2 separate regions of the Mus musculus genome follow, and region 1 is linked to region 2. A link is a loop called in an ENCODE intact Hi-C map of the cell type or tissue named here. Cell type or tissue: left cerebral cortex. All regions are shown on one strand. Each heading gives the region's core, and the rest is flanking DNA. Links, peaks and the distances in the headings are about the cores only.

What was found. Hi-C counts contacts between places; a loop is a spot of excess contacts. Peaks named below come from ENCODE experiments on the same cell type or tissue, not always from the same donor. Only the 100,000 strongest peaks of a DNase experiment are listed, where the experiment ranks them.
Region 1: it touches region 2 in a loop (2.2-fold over the local background); 2 of 42 quality-filtered maps call a loop at or near these places.

The regions. Positions count from the first base shown.
Region 1 is chr16:70,649,702-70,658,051 of GRCm38, forward strand. No RefSeq gene overlaps it. Among named protein-coding and RNA genes, the nearest start is that of D16Ertd519e, 37 kb to the left of the region's middle. In left cerebral cortex, for the core only: a CTCF peak has its summit at 4,970 (motif pointing left); DNase peaks (open chromatin) are centred at 4,960, 5,813 and 6,628.
Region 2 is chr16:70,833,507-70,841,856 of GRCm38, forward strand. No RefSeq gene overlaps it. Among named protein-coding and RNA genes, the nearest start is that of Gm29823, 120 kb to the right of the region's middle. In left cerebral cortex, for the core only: a CTCF peak has its summit at 4,824; DNase peaks (open chromatin) are centred at 818, 925, 1,682, 3,763 and 2 more places; H3K27ac peaks cover 1,769 bases.

The sequences.
Region 1 (8,350 bases), core at 187-8,186, 180 kb before region 2:
TGGTCTGGAAGAAAATGGGGAATAGTAGACAATATGCTTGTGAAGTGTAAGGGCAGGACAGATTTCAGGTGTGACTGGACCCAACTGTTAGGTGGATCTCCTTGTCATCTAAGATGCCTCCCTCTTTACCAGCTAGGGACTCTAATGAGCTGTCTGAATTCTCATGCAGGTTCCTCATGCTGCAGGCTTTTAGGAGCCCCTAGTGGAAACCATCTGTGTTTTGGATCACACAAAATTCTCAGCACTTCTATGGCCAGCTTAAAAGCATTTACAGAGAAACTTTTCAAGTTTTTGTGTTGACAAAAGAAAGTGTATTGCTTGGGAAGAATGTGGTAGTAAGTAGTGCATTTTCTGAAAGGTCAAGCAACCCAGTGAGGAGAGCGGAGCCCCGGGCAGGGTTTCACCTTTCTTTCCCATTCCACTTTAATATGCATGGTTTAATCAAAATATCTTTTAAGAACTACAAAAGCAATCTCCATGTTAGTGTGGTTTGGGAGAATATATACACATATATTTCCCCAAATAAATTGCTTATAGTTATAAGTCTAAATGAAAGAAAATCTTATGTTCACTTTATCATCATAGTCCTTTGTATTGAAGTTACTTGACTTAAACTTGCCATTTTATTATTCTAAGTTGAAATGAATGTGCTTGGATAGTGTAAGAAGATTACATATATATATATATATATATATATATATATATATATATATATATATCATATACATACTATATTTTGTCACATTTTAAAGATTATATAAATAACTAACATTTAAATGATAATTGAAAACCAATAACTTATTCTAATTCTAAAATATATTATTTTATTCATTTTGTACTTATTTTAATCTAGAGCTATAATGACAAGAACACATATTATTAGTGACGATTCTCTTGGTGTGGTTTTCAAAACACTTTGAGTAAGATTAAGTCAGTTGGTCAATTTAATGAGTTGCTTTGAGACCGTCTTACACATGGAAAGGAAAGAAGGTTCAGCTAAAACAAAACAAAACAAAACAAAACAAAACAAAACAAAACCTGAAGCGCAGTGGTAGATAGAGGCTATGATATCCAACACTGAAATCAACCAAAACCAAATTGGGGAAAAGAGATCCAGCTCTCTGGCAACCCTACTGACCACTGAGGTCATCTCTATTCCTTTCTCTCATCTAGCTTTTCCATTCCTTCCCTCTTCACCCTGCACCTTCCCAGTCCTCTGCAGTGACAGGGACAGCTACTCACCAGGAGGAGGCAAACAGCAAAAGGTAGGCAGGGCAAAGCAGTGGTCTTTCCCAAGATCCCCAGCTGAAGTTACCACTAACCCTAGAGGCAGTCTTCCTTTCTCAGTCAATCTTTCCTGTAAAGACCTTTACAGATCTGCCCAGAGTCACATCTCCTACTTGATGATAGGCCCATCCAAGTTGTCCACTACAAAAAGTACAACGAGGACCTAGGGTAGTGATCAGAAGTTGCAATCTGAAAATAAACCCAAAAACCTTGTTGCAACATTTGAGTCAGATGCCCAACTGTGCTCAATATCCCTTCTATAAATATCATTCTCATAACTATAATATATAGGAGAGAAAAATCGGATTCTCCTCTATTTGATGCATCAAGTGGTCAATCACAAATCCAGTTCTAGTTTTATGTTATCGTTCAAATATCCACTGAAAATATAGTATATTTATGTTACCTACAACTGCATTTCTTATTTTGACATTATTGTTAATATGAACAGCAAATGGACTTGTCAAATTCAATAATACTTGCTTATGTAATACCAGAAGCAACTTTAAACTAAGGAATGGTTATGGCTATGGAATTAGACATGTAAGAATCTTTCTGTTCGGCTGGAGAGATGGCTCAGTGGTTAAGAACACTGACTGCTCTTCCAGAAGTTCTGAGTTAAATTCTTAGCAACCATATGGTGCCTTGCAACCTCATGGAATGGGATCTGATGCCCTCTTCTGGTGTGTCTGAAGAAAGCAACAGGGCACTCACATACATAAAATAAAAACTATAAAAATGAAATCTGTTTTGTTTTGTTTTGTTTTGTTTTGTTTTGTTTTGTTTTGTTTTGTTTTGTTTTGAGGCAGTATTTCATTGTGTAGCTCTGGCAATCCTGGCACTAACTCTGAATACCAGAGACTTGCGTGCTCTCTGTCTCCTGACTGCTGGTGTTAAAGGTATGTGTCACCACTGCCCAGTGACAGGTAAGAATCTTATAAACATATATTCAGGATGGCAGGATACTCAGTGAATAAAAGCACTTTCCACTCATGTCTGGTTATCAGAGTTCAGTCCCCAAACACACATACAGATACAAGGAAAGACCTGACTCCTTAGATTAAATCATGAAAGCTGTCCTTTGACCTGTCCTGGAGCTCTATTGCATATATGCCATATGCTTTGAATGATAAACGGAAGTTTAAAAATTAGTAAATGTAAATTTTAAAATGTATGAGCATTTTAAAATTTTTAGATATATGTTTAATTAAAAATACATTTAGATCCCTGCAGTCCCTCCCCAGTACTCTTCCTCCAACCCTTCTGGTGTCCTCCTCTCTCTCAAGATGATAGCCAATTTTCCTTTGATTATTATTGTAATATATACTATATATAAGTTATCATTACAGAGTGTGCAATAACAATAATATATGCACAAATACATAAATACAATCAGCCGAGTCTTTTTTTGTTGCACTTGTGTATGTAGTATCAACACTGACTACTTTGGAGAATTAGAAGGATCATGCACAGTACAGGATAATTCCTTCCCCAACATATATTAATTGCCTATGGTTTTTAATTTAATGATAGGTTCAAATAATAATTTCCCTTTCCAGGTTATATGTACATTGATAAATGCCAGTCGTTTGATGTTGTTTATATAGCCATTTTCTAGAAAAATCTGTTTTACCATAGATATACTGGGTTTCTGGCTTATACAACCTTTCTGTCCCCTTTTATGCAATGTTTCCTGAGCCAGAGATGTGGGACCTGTGGTGTAGATGTATCGCCTGGGTCTGGGCTCCCACCATCTCCTGACCTCTGCATTGTGTCTAGTTGTGGTTTGCGCTGATGATCTTCATTCACTATGAAGAAAGCTCTTTTTTAACTGAAAAAGTTTCATACAATATTATTCTGATAACCAACAATTTCCCCTCCTCAAATGCCTCCAGTTCTTTCCAACCTACCTACCCACCCACCCAACTCCAAGCCTGCCCCTTCTTTCTTCATATCTTTAGAAAGCAAAGCATTCCATTCTGGTCCCTCTAATCACTCCATCTCCTATTCTGCAATTCAGTTAGCCACAGGGGAAGGGGCTTGATGGAAATATTCCCCACTAGGTCTGAGAGTTTCAAAACCAAGACAGTTTTCCTTTTTTTTTTTTTTTTGTGATGTATAGTAGCTACACTCATCTGTGAGGATAAAGATAATATTTGAAGGTAGTAAGGAATTGTGTTAATTTAGTAAAGTGGTGGTAGTAGGTTCTTTTCTAATCCCAATGACTTCCAAAACTCCAGGAAGATGAGTAAGTCTTTCAAAGCCGAGCAAGGGTTCCTTCTAGTGAATGGGTCTTATGTTCAGGAGACAGCTACTCACTACTCCCCAGATGTGGATGTCATTGATTGTACTTTACAGATGGGATATCTTGCCATACCAGTCGTTATTGGCTCTCAAAGAATTGCAGCTGGGACTGACTGTTTAATTACTTCCTTCCCTTTGTAGCCTACATAGCATCTTCTAGAACCACGGAGGGAAAACCCAATAAAATAAAATAAAAAATATAAAAGAGACATATGCCACATATTCTCCCTCATCTGAAGTGCTAACTGCAAATACTCAAATGTGAGTATACAGCATGGATTGACCACAGGAACAAGGAAAGTATAAAGGGACCACAGGTAGCAGAGGTGGGGCATGGGTTTGTCTTGAGAGGGGAATAGAATTCTGGTGATATGAAGTGGGAGATGGAGAAACAGAGACTTGGATCCAACAGTGAAAAGGGAGAAAAGTCTGTCTGGATGGGAAGGAGGGAGAAGAGGCAAATAACACAAAGGTGATTTGATAATGCTTTAAGGAACCATATTATTTTATAATTACCTGAAATGTTATACAACACGTGTGCACACAGGGATGAAAACACATACATACACACTAAAGGAAGTTAAGCCACACTGGAGTTGAGAATGCTTCCTACAAGAACTAAAGATTAATAAAATACACAGAACAGGCACAGGGAACCTCCTTTCTAATAGTTGTTCAGAATAGTCCAAGTGACACTCAAAATGATATAGACTATGGCTGCAGTCCTTCCTTGCTTCCTGTGGTTGCAGACATCATCCATTTTGGACACAGGACTCAGATGATTTTAGCTGGATCTGAGCTGAAGTAAAAAAGAGTTTATCTATCTGTATGTTCTTTGGAGGTTTTTTTTTTTTTCACATTGGATATTGATTTGTGAAAGGCATCTATTCTGGTCACATTTGCACACATACACACACCCCTACTACTTTAAATGTCTCAAAGGATTTGTGTGTGTGTGTGTGTGTGTGTGTGTGTGTGTGTGTGTGTGTGTGTGTGTGTGATTATCCGTGGAGATCGCTAAAATCCTTTAACAAAAGCTGGAACTAATCTTTATAATTAAAGGGAATAGCTGATTTTAAGAAGTCAGTTGAAATCACCTTTCTTGTAAAACTTTTCCAGGTCATCTATCACACCAAACAGCCAGGGGTGGAGAACACAGGTGCACCATCTTGTCACAATTAGACAAACACAAAGAAAAAGATTAAATTTTAGAAAAAAATTCTTTTTTTTAACGCGTTGTTCCATAAGCGCACAGATACAATTGAGTAGCTTATTAAACCGGAAATCATTTCACTAGGTGGATTACACAGCATCAGTAAGAAACTGAGAATTCAGGCCAGCTCTAAAATTTGCTAAAGTTTGCCATCTAGAGGTCTAGGGGAGTATATTTTGGAAAGTACTTTCAGATTGATTTTTCTCTAAAGTACAGATTATTTTTGTTTATTAAATAAAATGGAGGCTCGGGAAAAAGGGATATTCCACTTATTGCTGACTGCACACAGGGCACTTTACAATTTTGGGCATTTACTTCTAAGTGCTGGCAAGGTTGCTTTGAGTTTTATGTGGACAGCCATTTTGACTGTGACATCTTCAGAGGTCTTTTAGGCAGGCTGGTTTACAAATTTCTCCACACTGTATGAGAGACAGAAAAACAATACATTAGAGACTGGTAAATGTACCATGGTGTTTTTAATGATTAACAATCTTTTGACTATTAAGACTGACAGTCAGGGTTATTTGTACTCCTGTTGAGTACTGCAGATGTTCATGTTAAACAATTGTAGGGCGGTAGGAAGCAAACTATCCTGGTGAAGAAAGAAAAAGGCATCAATCTAAAACGAGTGCTGAGATCCCATTTCATAGTTTGCACAAACATGCAGGTGAGCACACACACATATAAACACACACACTCACATACACACATGCACACACACACACACACACACACACACACACACGTGTGCTTATGGTAAACACACAGACTTGTCATTTTAATCCTTTACTAAGGAGTTGTAATATACATCGCTGTCATATACTTGCTATAGCTGATGACACAGTACAAGTATTTATTCAGAACACAATTGCGTTTCCATGAGTGTGTCACATTTGTCTGCTCACCGATGCTAAAACAGAGGATAATGAGCTTTGAAATGTAGATTATGGGATCACAAGAGAAGCTGCATATCAGGAAATCTTCCCCAGCAGCTGGGCTAAGGTTATGTATCTTAAGTGCTCAGTAAGTCACCGCATGCTGGGTGCGGCAGCAAGATAGACGTAATGTTAGACTGCTGCCATTCTGAGGGAATGTATTCCTGTGGCAGGAAAGTGCGGTGGGCATCTCAACTGACCTGGGCAAAGGGGCTTCGTGTTAACAGCAGTGGAAAATACAGAAGAGGTTTATTGTTATTTTATTATTATTATTATCATTCTTACTGTAGCCTCTCCAAGCCATGGTAAAAATCAACCTTTTTTCCTTTAAAAGGAGCCTCACGTTTACATTGTATCCTAGCATTAAAAGCAATATTTAAGGAAGGACATCACCTTGTTAAATGGACACATTTACATACGATTTCATGTTTCAGAATTCTGATGCAAGGCAAAGAGTTTCTTAGAGATGAGAAATTGCTGTAATATAAAAATGACCCCATTGAGTAGAGATAATATGCACCTCTGTAATTAAGAGCCCCGTGATATGGTGTAATTACTTGCTGTCCTTACACTGACCTCCAAGAAAAGAGTGTCTAAACATTACACTGCAATGCTAGCATTTGTCTTTTGAAGTGTGTTCCTTCTGTGAACGGCAGTGCATCTGTGGATAATATATCCACAGCAGGTCACTGACAAATGTCGCACCAGCTGCAGTGAAGTCTCTTCTTTTCATTCCACAGACCTCATATCTTGAAATCGACTTAAAGACAGTAATAAGGTGGTCGAAGAGATAGTTCAATCTCTGTGTTCATCAGTGCTTGGGGACTACATGAACGAAGGCTACTTGAGGCTATTTGTTCATTAAGCACCATCCACAGCACATTAACTATAGCACACCTTTTATGTTTAACAGTACCAAGATCTGTGGGGACACAAAGATGGATGGAAGTGTTGCCCAGGGAGGGACACTCCACCAACCTCAAGCTACTCCTGTATGCTTAGAGCAGGAAGCTGATGACAGGGACAGCTCCTACTTACTGGAACTTGAGGAGCTTCTGTGGGATCTTTGTGACAACAAAAATCACTTCTTACCACCTTGACTGTGAGCGTGTAGTTACGCACATACATGAGCCTGTGTGCTTCTTCAGTAGGATACTGTCTTGTCTTTGAGAATCGAATTTATATTTTAATCACCTATCGTATATGCAAGCCATTGTCATAACAAGGAAAAATAATTCATTTTTCTTCTGAGAATGGGTTACTCATACATTCCTGTGATAATGTATCTCACATTGAGTTTCTCAAAGATTTTGTCAGCCTAACAAAGAAGTTAAGAGAATGGATGTAGAATTGTGCCATTTGGTTCATGTTCTGGGACACCTCCTTGCCTCAGGCTGTAACTTGGGTCATTCCTTAAAACAGGTCTATACTTCAATTATTTATGATAGAAATGAGGTTGCTACCTATCCCTTTACTATAGTGTTATGCTAAAAAACAACTGAAACTGACCTAATAAGAAGACAGAACACCTTCACTACTTGGAATAATGTTTAATCACAATATGCAGCCTTTATAAATGCCAGCAAGGTATATTTCCCCATGTCAGTAGTGTCTCCTTTACTCCTACTGACAAGAGACTCCTCTGTATAGATCAACACCTACATTTTATATGAAGCTTTTGAGGCCTTTAAAAGGTGAGCTGCATTCGGAGGTGACACCATTACACAGCAATTTTAAAAGCACATGGCTTCCTAAAGCCTCAAAGAGATTCTTTTGAATGCAGTGCACACAGTTGAAAAGCAATGGCAGTCAGTGTGGCCTTCAGACTATGGACTTCAGACTCGTGCTTCCTACCAATGGCAGGTTTGTTCCTTAGGCAATTTTTTTGTTTGGTCTTTTCTCAACTGTAACTTAGGAGACCTTTATTGCTTTAATTAGAGGTGGTGTGAAGATTGTCTGGTAGTATAATTAAATCATATAGGTAAGAGGCAATAATTAGCATTTTTGTTTCTTTTTAATGAGATAAAAGACAGCAGGCAGAAAATGGATAGGTGTGGCAATGGTCACTCCCATACTTTCATATAGTGTCTGATTTGGAGTTCCTCTACCTATTTCTATTAAAAATGATCTCTCACTGCCCCTATCATATCCTTTTCTGCTAAATCCTCTTTTGTTCCTGAGTTATATATCCTCATTTCATCTCTTCATATCTCCTTACTGTTTCCCACTAAATTCAAATACCGGTTTTTAAAATATTTTTCTAAGTTTAATAAAATAACATTTATTCTTAATAATTAACTATAGTCAATGTGACTAATATCTATTATTTTGAATAACTAGAAGAAAATTATCTATCTATTCATCTATCATCTATGATTCACCTATCTACCTATTCATATATATATATATATATTCATATATATATATATATATATCATCTACCAATTTATGTGAATGTTCACCATTAATTGCTTTAATATATTTAAAGCAGAAACAGTCAAAATTTCAGTAAAAGGCTAGATACTGATGCCCTAATGTAGGCTTTGTTATTTTTTTCTGAGGATATTTGAGAAATATTTTTTTGCTTATAGATGGGACACTAAAAGGCAGA
Region 2 (8,350 bases), core at 326-8,325:
TGGATCCCCGGGTATGCCAGTCTCTAGATGGTCCATCCTTTGGTCTCAGCTCCAAACTTTATCTTTGTAACTCCTTCCATGGGTGTTTTGTTCCCAATTCTAAGAAGGGGCAAAGTGTCCACACTTTAGTCTTTGTTCTTCTTGAGTTTCGTGTTTTGCAAATTGTTGGAACATAATTGTCCTTGCTTGCTTGCATATCATTAATGACAGTCTTCTGCTTACATATCATTAATTATCAGCCTCATAATGAAAAAAATAAGAATTGACTATATATTTCTGATGTGACAGAACTCTTATTGCCACAGAACCAAAGTTATTTAGCCTTTCCCACTAAATCCAAAGAAGGAAAGAAAGAAAAGAAAAGGAAAGAAAAAAAATGGGGGCAACACAGAGAAACTTCTGCAAATCCCAGCTTTTTAAAGGAACACTGATGTAGATGAATAGTATTTACATTTTGGTTCCAGAAAAAGTGTCCAGTGTCTAAAGTAGATAGTGTATAGAATAGAGAGAGAAAAGACTGAGTCCAAACACTTAAAGTGAGTGAAACAGAAAGGACAAGTGTGTTAGATTAAAGTCAGCGCTTGCAAGAATGGGAGTGCTTATCTCTAAGTTTATGTTCATCCATGGTCTCTATCTTTTCTAGTTACCCGTTAAGTTTAGCAGGAAAAGAGGAAAATGGAAGAAAACTGTTCCTGTTTCCTCTCTGCCTTTTCTTCCCCTACCTTCTTCTCCCTGTCATCCTACACCCTATACTCCCTCTGCCTCTCATCAGAGTTCTAAGAAAGAAAATAGTCAGTAGATAAAATGGCAGAGATCATTGTGGAATAGTTCTAACCCATATGCGAGAAAAGCAGCAGGAACTGAATGACACCCTGAGATGGGGAACCCTGTCTGTTGTTCCTCAGACTGTATTTCCTGCAGCCAGGCATCACCCAGCATGTTTTACTCCCATGGTCCTTTATTCTCTGCTAGTCCCTTTTTATTTCATTTATGTGGGCTTTCCCCCTACATGGAGACACACATCTCAGCATTTTGCCTAGGAAATAATATCCTATTTCCTTTGCAGGTGTTGTCTTCTTGGAATGGTAATATAAACGTGCAGTTTATATTAAAGACCCAATGAACATGTCACTTGTTTGAAAAGAAGCCCTCGATTTGACTAGAAGAGACAGGGGACAAATAAGCCAGATTCTTCCTTATACACACAGTAAAGCAATTACTGGGATGAGTGTAGGGAAGGGCAAGGCGGTCACTCACTCAAGCATACAAGGTGCTATGTCCTTGAAATTAACGGTTGTGCTTAGGAACCTGCTTCGGCCTGTCAGCCAGAGATGGTAGCATGGGATTTCATAACTGGTCCATGTGGAGGCTGCTAAGCACACATTTTGAAAGAGGTCGTTCCTTAATCTTCCCCTGCCCCCAATAAGGTCTCAGGAATTTCACAATATTCTGACTTCATGCCCCCTCCGTGAATGCACTTGGAGGAGCAGCAGGTTAACCTCCTCTGTTCACTGATGAGTTTAAAATGCTGCTGTTTACTTCGCTGCTGAAAATGGAACTTTCTCCTCATTTAAGCAGTGGTGTTCTCGTTTGGTGCTGACAAGCCACGGATTGTCAAAATTGGACATCTTGCCATGAATAAAGATGACAACTGAATAAGTGACTCAGAAATAAGCCCGACAAGAGAGAAGCAAAGAAGCTTGAATGTGGAATTTAAATACACTTCTTCTGTCATTTGGGGACACCGAACAAGTCAGGTGGCAATGGTTAAGCAACAGGCATGTGGGCAGTAGCTCTCATGATCCCCGCATTGCCAAGATACCTTTTCACAATTGTTCTTGCTTTGGCGTCTGTGAGTCAGATCCCTGCGAGTTTGGGTGTGGTAAGATCCAATTTTACCGTTATAACTTCAGACACCTGCTCCGATGAGAGTTGGAGATCGCACCTGAAGAAGTTATGTCTTTATTACTACTAGGGTTAAGTATGGTGTTGGGTCTCATTGATTAGCTACTCCAAAGATAGATTTCTGCCAACAGATAAAGAATACTAGCATCCGGTAATGGAACAGATGTTCAGGGAGGAAGACTGAGAGGGTCCCTATTGCTCAAAATACCCTGTGTTTTCATGGAGACAAACACTAGATAAAATGAACATGTTCCCAGTTTCATTGATCATCAAAGCTTAGTATTGTATTAGATAATATTGTATAGAATGTCTGAGGCACAGAAAGAACTAGTGCCACCTGTTGTTAATATAAATAACTTTTTATTTATACACTGTTACAATCACAATCATAGATCATATACAGTATTAATATTGAGAAGATATACAAACTACTGGTTTTCTGTACTGGGCATCTTTGTTAATTTCTAACTGATGTACTTCTGAATTTGTTCATTTTATCTTTCTGTCATTGCCTCTTATTGAAATTTTCTGAGTGTATTTAGGGAGGACAGAAGAGTCTTTGAAACTGCACGTTGAATAAACACTTGAACAATTTGCAGTTGCCACAACTTTTCCATGAGTGACAGTAGAGTGCCCAACTGGTTTGCTAAGTATTTGAACAGGTCATGGAGGCTGCAGGTTTTGTGATTCCCTACGTTGCCACAAATCTGACTATTTGTTGATTTCTAAAACACTTTGCAGTGATTTGTCATCACTGGGAGAAATATAGTTTCTGACATTGACTGGATAAAGGGCACGGTTACTGCTCAGTGCCCCACAGTGAGCAGGAGAGAATTACAGTATATGAAAGAATTGTCTGGCCTCACATGAGAACTATTGTCCTAAACGATTGCAATTAATGTAATTATTCTTCTTTAAAGAAGATAAAGGTGTCTGCTATGAATTTCCAAACAACACATTGTATAATATTTAATAAGTGTGGCCAAGATGATTAATTAATAATCAACTCAATTAAATTTTATAATGCAGTGGGGAGAATAATCGGTTTAGGAGTAAACTGGATTTGTATCTTAGATCTGTAATTGATTGTGTTGCCCTGATCAAGTTACTTAACATCTCAAATTAAGTTAAAACAGTTTTACGGCAACACAATACAATCATTCTCAACTTTTAAACTTCAATGATGAGTCAATTACATTGAGATTTTAGTATAATAGATCCTTTTAAGAATTATTCTCTGTGTCTTCTATGCTTCATCTAATTTCCAAAGAGTGAAAAGATAACTTTAAATATTTGAGTCCTGCATTGTATAGTCTACAAAAATACTTTTTATTGGGCATATGTTCAGTTTCCATCGTAATGTAATCTTTTATGAAGTCTAGATGACATGGGCTACCATTTTCTTCATTCTTGATATTGTTGGTTCAGTCTTACAATAGAAAGGGTGCGCCTGCTTTGGGTCTATAGGCTGTTACCTGTTCTTTGTGTACAATAATGTAAGTACTAAATGCTCCAGATGGTACCACAGATGCAGAAAGGTTAGGAGATGTAATCAATTGTCATACCAGAGAGGCATTCAGTGTGATTTCGAGTTTATTGTGAGTCCCTCCTGACTGAATTAGAATGTCATGTTCTGTGACAGGATAGTAGTAGATTAGGTGCCTGCACTTCACTGCTGTCCGGGATAAAAAAGGGGGAGAAATGCAGTGTGAACTGCCTCTCTCAGTGCCTGTGCTTGTCTAATAATGTGTGCTCTCCTTAAATCACAGTTCAAAGTCTTGACGATCATGTCTCGATATCTGTTCTGTGAGCTGAGGAAATGAATCACAATATTATCAGAAAATGCCAGAAAGCCCTGTGCACGGAACACACTGAAGAGTGGGTGAAGTTTCCAATTCTGAAGGAGCCAGCTTAAAGTTGCCTTCAGTTTATGCAGGAAAAATAGTAAGCAGAAACAGAGCTGGGAAACAGGGCTATAGATGTTCTTTCTGTAATATGGGCTTACTTCTGGAAATTTGACAAATTCTAACTTGAGAAAAGTTGGTTTACAACGCTTTCCCCACACAGGTGAGAAAGATTAATGCGTTATTTAGTTGGGCAAAGTTTTAAAGCATATATGCTTTTTGAAAATGATTAATCCTTTAACAAGTCTAGGTTAGGAAAATCCATTTTAACAATTACACTTTTGACCTGAAACATGGTTGCCCACCATAGTGTGGCTGATTGACTCTTTCAGTAGCACTTAAAAATTCTGGAAGAAAATGTTTTGAAAGGGAACATATATTAGGTTTTTTTTTTTTTTTTGAAAGATAAGTATAAAAAAAAAGGTAAGCCTGATTTGAAATTGGTTTTATAAAGTATTTCACTTGACATCACAGTGTGGTAATTGGAAGTTAAATTGTGGAGTAGAAATACTATCAGACTTCAAGATGGGACTTGTGGGCCACCAGAGAAATTGAACTCAAGTAGAATGTTCAAATTTGATGAATTTTTGCAACTTTTACATCCCACCTAAGTGACTGTGTAGGGAAAAAATAAGTAGTTGTTTTCCTAGCAGTGTGTTAGCTGGTGTTCACTAATCAGTCATGGAATTCTCTTTCATGAAGAGAATTTGTAAGTTAGCAGGTAAAGTATTTATAATAATATCTGTTGCCTTAAGTGATATGTTCAAATGGTTTTTGCAACAGTCTCCTGAGAATATTATGGTTAAATTTTTAAGAAAGCTGGAAGTGTGAAGGCATGAAGACTTGAAATTGTCTTCCTCGGTTTGCTTGAGTTTATGGAATATATTTTCATCTTTTAGTCATAGTTCTGTTTTTAAATAACTCTGTTCTGCTCCATGAGAGACATTTCAGTTCTAAATGTATGCAACCAAATTACCTCTTAACCCTCATTTTCAAACTGCAGTTCAATCAGGATACTCCAGATGGCACACAATGATGATAAAATTATGCATATGTTACATTGAGGGATTGAATATGCAAACAGAAGGAGCTGGTTAACTAAGGCTTTCATATTGCCTTCAGGACTTTACCATTCCCCTACATAATGAAAAAAAAAATACAGATAATGTTTTGCTTGGTTTTAGGATTTGACATTTTGTTTAATATGGCAAATAAAATGCAATACAATATGTAACAATCCATCAAAAAATTTGCCAGTGTTAGTATAAACGCAAATGTTTCCCTAACAAATCAGTAGCCAAGGATATGTTTTACCTTAGTTCATAACCAATATTGCTTGGATTGCACCATGCTCTTGAGAAGACAAGTAGATACAATCAAACCTGATAGCATTCACACAAGTAGCCATTTTTTTTTTCTAAATGCAGGAATGGGAATAAGGTTATTCACTTTTGTTTGCATAACTTTTAGGGAAAAAAAACCTGAAAACATTATAAGGGATAAGTAGAAGAAAACAAAAGGAAACAATGAAATAATTTAGCCTTAATTACTAAACAATTACTGACTCTTCTACAACTGAATAACTCTTTTACAGCTCTGTAGCTCTGTATTGTGAAAGCTACTAATTGGACACTACTTTTTGTAAATGAAAACAGTTAAGAAAGTGATATGTTGGTCAATATATAATTATGTTGTTCTCAGGGAAAAAAACTGGTTTTGCTCCAGTAAAAATTTTCAGTTTTACTCAAATAAGCTTAAATAAGAGTATAAGAATTATATAGTTTTAAAAGAGTAAAAAGAGTAAACAAAATTGGTACTGGCTCATTCACATAGTATTCTATATAATGGCCAGTACTGTATATTAATAATCTTGGTTTTAATAAAGCTAGGAGAGTGTATATATGCACTTGCACATGCACATGAACACACACACACACACACACACACACACACACACACATACACTCCTCTCCCCCTCACCATCTCCTCCAAAGTTATTCTTTAAAAATGTTTAGTCATAGTGTGTAGCTTTGTATGAATTGGTGACACATTTTTTTTCAGTGATCTTAATTGAAGAAGTCCTTTATGAATATGGGAGATTGCGTGCTCATTCTCCCTACACTTTCATGCATTGATTTTGATGAACATTTCATGCTAAAGGAATTTCCAAAGTAAAACAATTCAGAAACCATGAATAGTAATTGAGTCCTTTGGTTCTATTCTAAACTTAAAAATCATTATTCTCCATTTAAAGCAGACAAATCATGTTTTTGTACAGCACAGTGCTCTGTCATTTTACTGAGTTTTGTTGATGGTTGTTTCCAGTGAGCTGGGCTGGAATATTAAGCTCTCTGCTTCCTCTTACTCTCTCTTGCTGTGCTGGGCACATTTAGGGTCTGTTTGAAATGAGCAAAAAGCAATTCTGTTGTTCATAAAAAATAACTTGTAAGCTGGTGTGACTGCCTATTCTTTATTTTGTGAAAGGCTGTGCCATTTTCCAGCCTTTGAAACTCTGGCAACGGGCTTGCTGAAAGTCAGTTTAAATGTACTGTCGTGCATAAACAATCAAGTGTAAAACACAATAAAGTCTCCACTTCAGGGTTTGCTTTTCACACCAAATACATCAGCTCAATCCACTAGTACATGCAGAGGCAGATGGGATATTTTTTGTCAGAAACTAATTTCAAGTGTCATGTAGAAGCCAAAGAATAACAGAAGTTTATCATGGTAAAATATTGTTTTTAATACTAAAAAATGGACTTGTAGCATTTGTATTAAAATGTAGCTACCACTGTCTTTGCAGGTTGATGCAACCAATTCCTCCATACTGATGCCGCATGGGAGAGCAGAGAGACCTTCTCCTAGCATGGCTTGCATTGTGACTCACAGTGACCAGTTCATGTTTGGATAATCGTCTGTTCCTTTTGTCTCATAAGAAAAGAAGTATTTCTATAGTTATTAAACATTAAGCATGGTGCTTTAATGCAAAGATTGCCATTTTTTATTAAATATTTTCTTTATTTACATTTCAAATGTTATCCCCTTTCCTGGTTTTCACCCCCTATTTTCTTTCCCCTCCCCCTGCTCATCAACCCACCCACTCCTGCTTCCTGGTCCTGGCATTCCCTTATACTAGGGCATTGGGCCTTCACAGGACCAAAGGCCTCTCCTCCCACTGATGACCAACAAGACCATCCTCTGATACATATGCGGCTGGTGCCATGGGTCCCATTTCTATTGGAAGCTCTTTGTTGCAGTGATTTTTAGGCTTGCTCTTGTAAAATGTCCTCATCGAAACTCTGTGCCATATACTTCTGTCTTCCCACAGCGAGATTTCATAGTAACTATTCCTGATAGATGTACTATGCATTTCAGTTATGAATTGATTCCTACTTAAAAAACATTTCCACAGAAATTGTAATTTTTATACACTCAGTAGGTATTGTGGTCCCAATTGGATGGGAGGAAAGAACAGCTCTGAAATATTGTCATTCTTTAATGTTTCCTGTCTCTTTTATCTTTCCTCACCTTTCTTCCCTGTCTCCTGCTTCCCCCTGCTCACTCCACTTCCTGTTTACTTTTGCTCTTCCTTCTGTTCCTCTCATTTTTCTTCAGTTCTTTTCCTTCTTTTTTTTTAATGCTTATTCTAGAAATAAAATATGAATATTCAGGAAAAAAGAGTATATAAGATAATATGTGAATATTGTATAATCATTTTAAAGGTTTGCTTCTATTATTTATGTACATTGTATAGGTTTGTGTGTCTACATGAGTGAAAATCACATTGTGTCACATTTGGACCTGGATTTATATGTAACAATGAGCTTCCTGATGACATTGTGAACAGGACTTTCTGTCCTATGGGAAGACTTCCCTAACTGCTGCTGCGGCATCTATCCACCCTCAGCGTACATATTTTAAACAACACTCAGGAGCTGAGTAATAACATATTTCTCATGCAACATGGTTCTAACATCAAGCTACATACTTTATATAGTATGTACACACACACACACACACACACACACACACACACACACACACTAACAAACTGGAACAGCAACGTTGACAAAATAATAACTATGTTTTCTGATGCTAGAAGGAGAGCCTATAGTATTTGCTGAGAGATTGCATGAGGGCCTCTCTGAGACATCCTAATAAATCTGTAGGGTGTATTTGACCATTAAGGAGTTACACTTAAGTTGGTGAATGTAGAGTCTGATCTCTCAAGCAACATGTGTATCTACAATAAAATAGAAACATGGCAGATGTATCTGGTGGTTTGAATTGATGGCATAATTCTGAACTATATAAAGAAAGTAGAAACCACCAGGGACTTATCTTGCCATTATGAAGTGATAAAGACTATAAGCAGAAGCTTAATACAAATTTTACTATTCACACTAGATAAGTTTTTGATGAATCTGGAGTTCAGGATGAAGTTGTCAGACAAAATACTCCATACAAATTTAAACCTAAATGTTACCAAAACAACAATGTTATTTCAGCAATATGTTTGAGACATTCTAAATGTTATCATT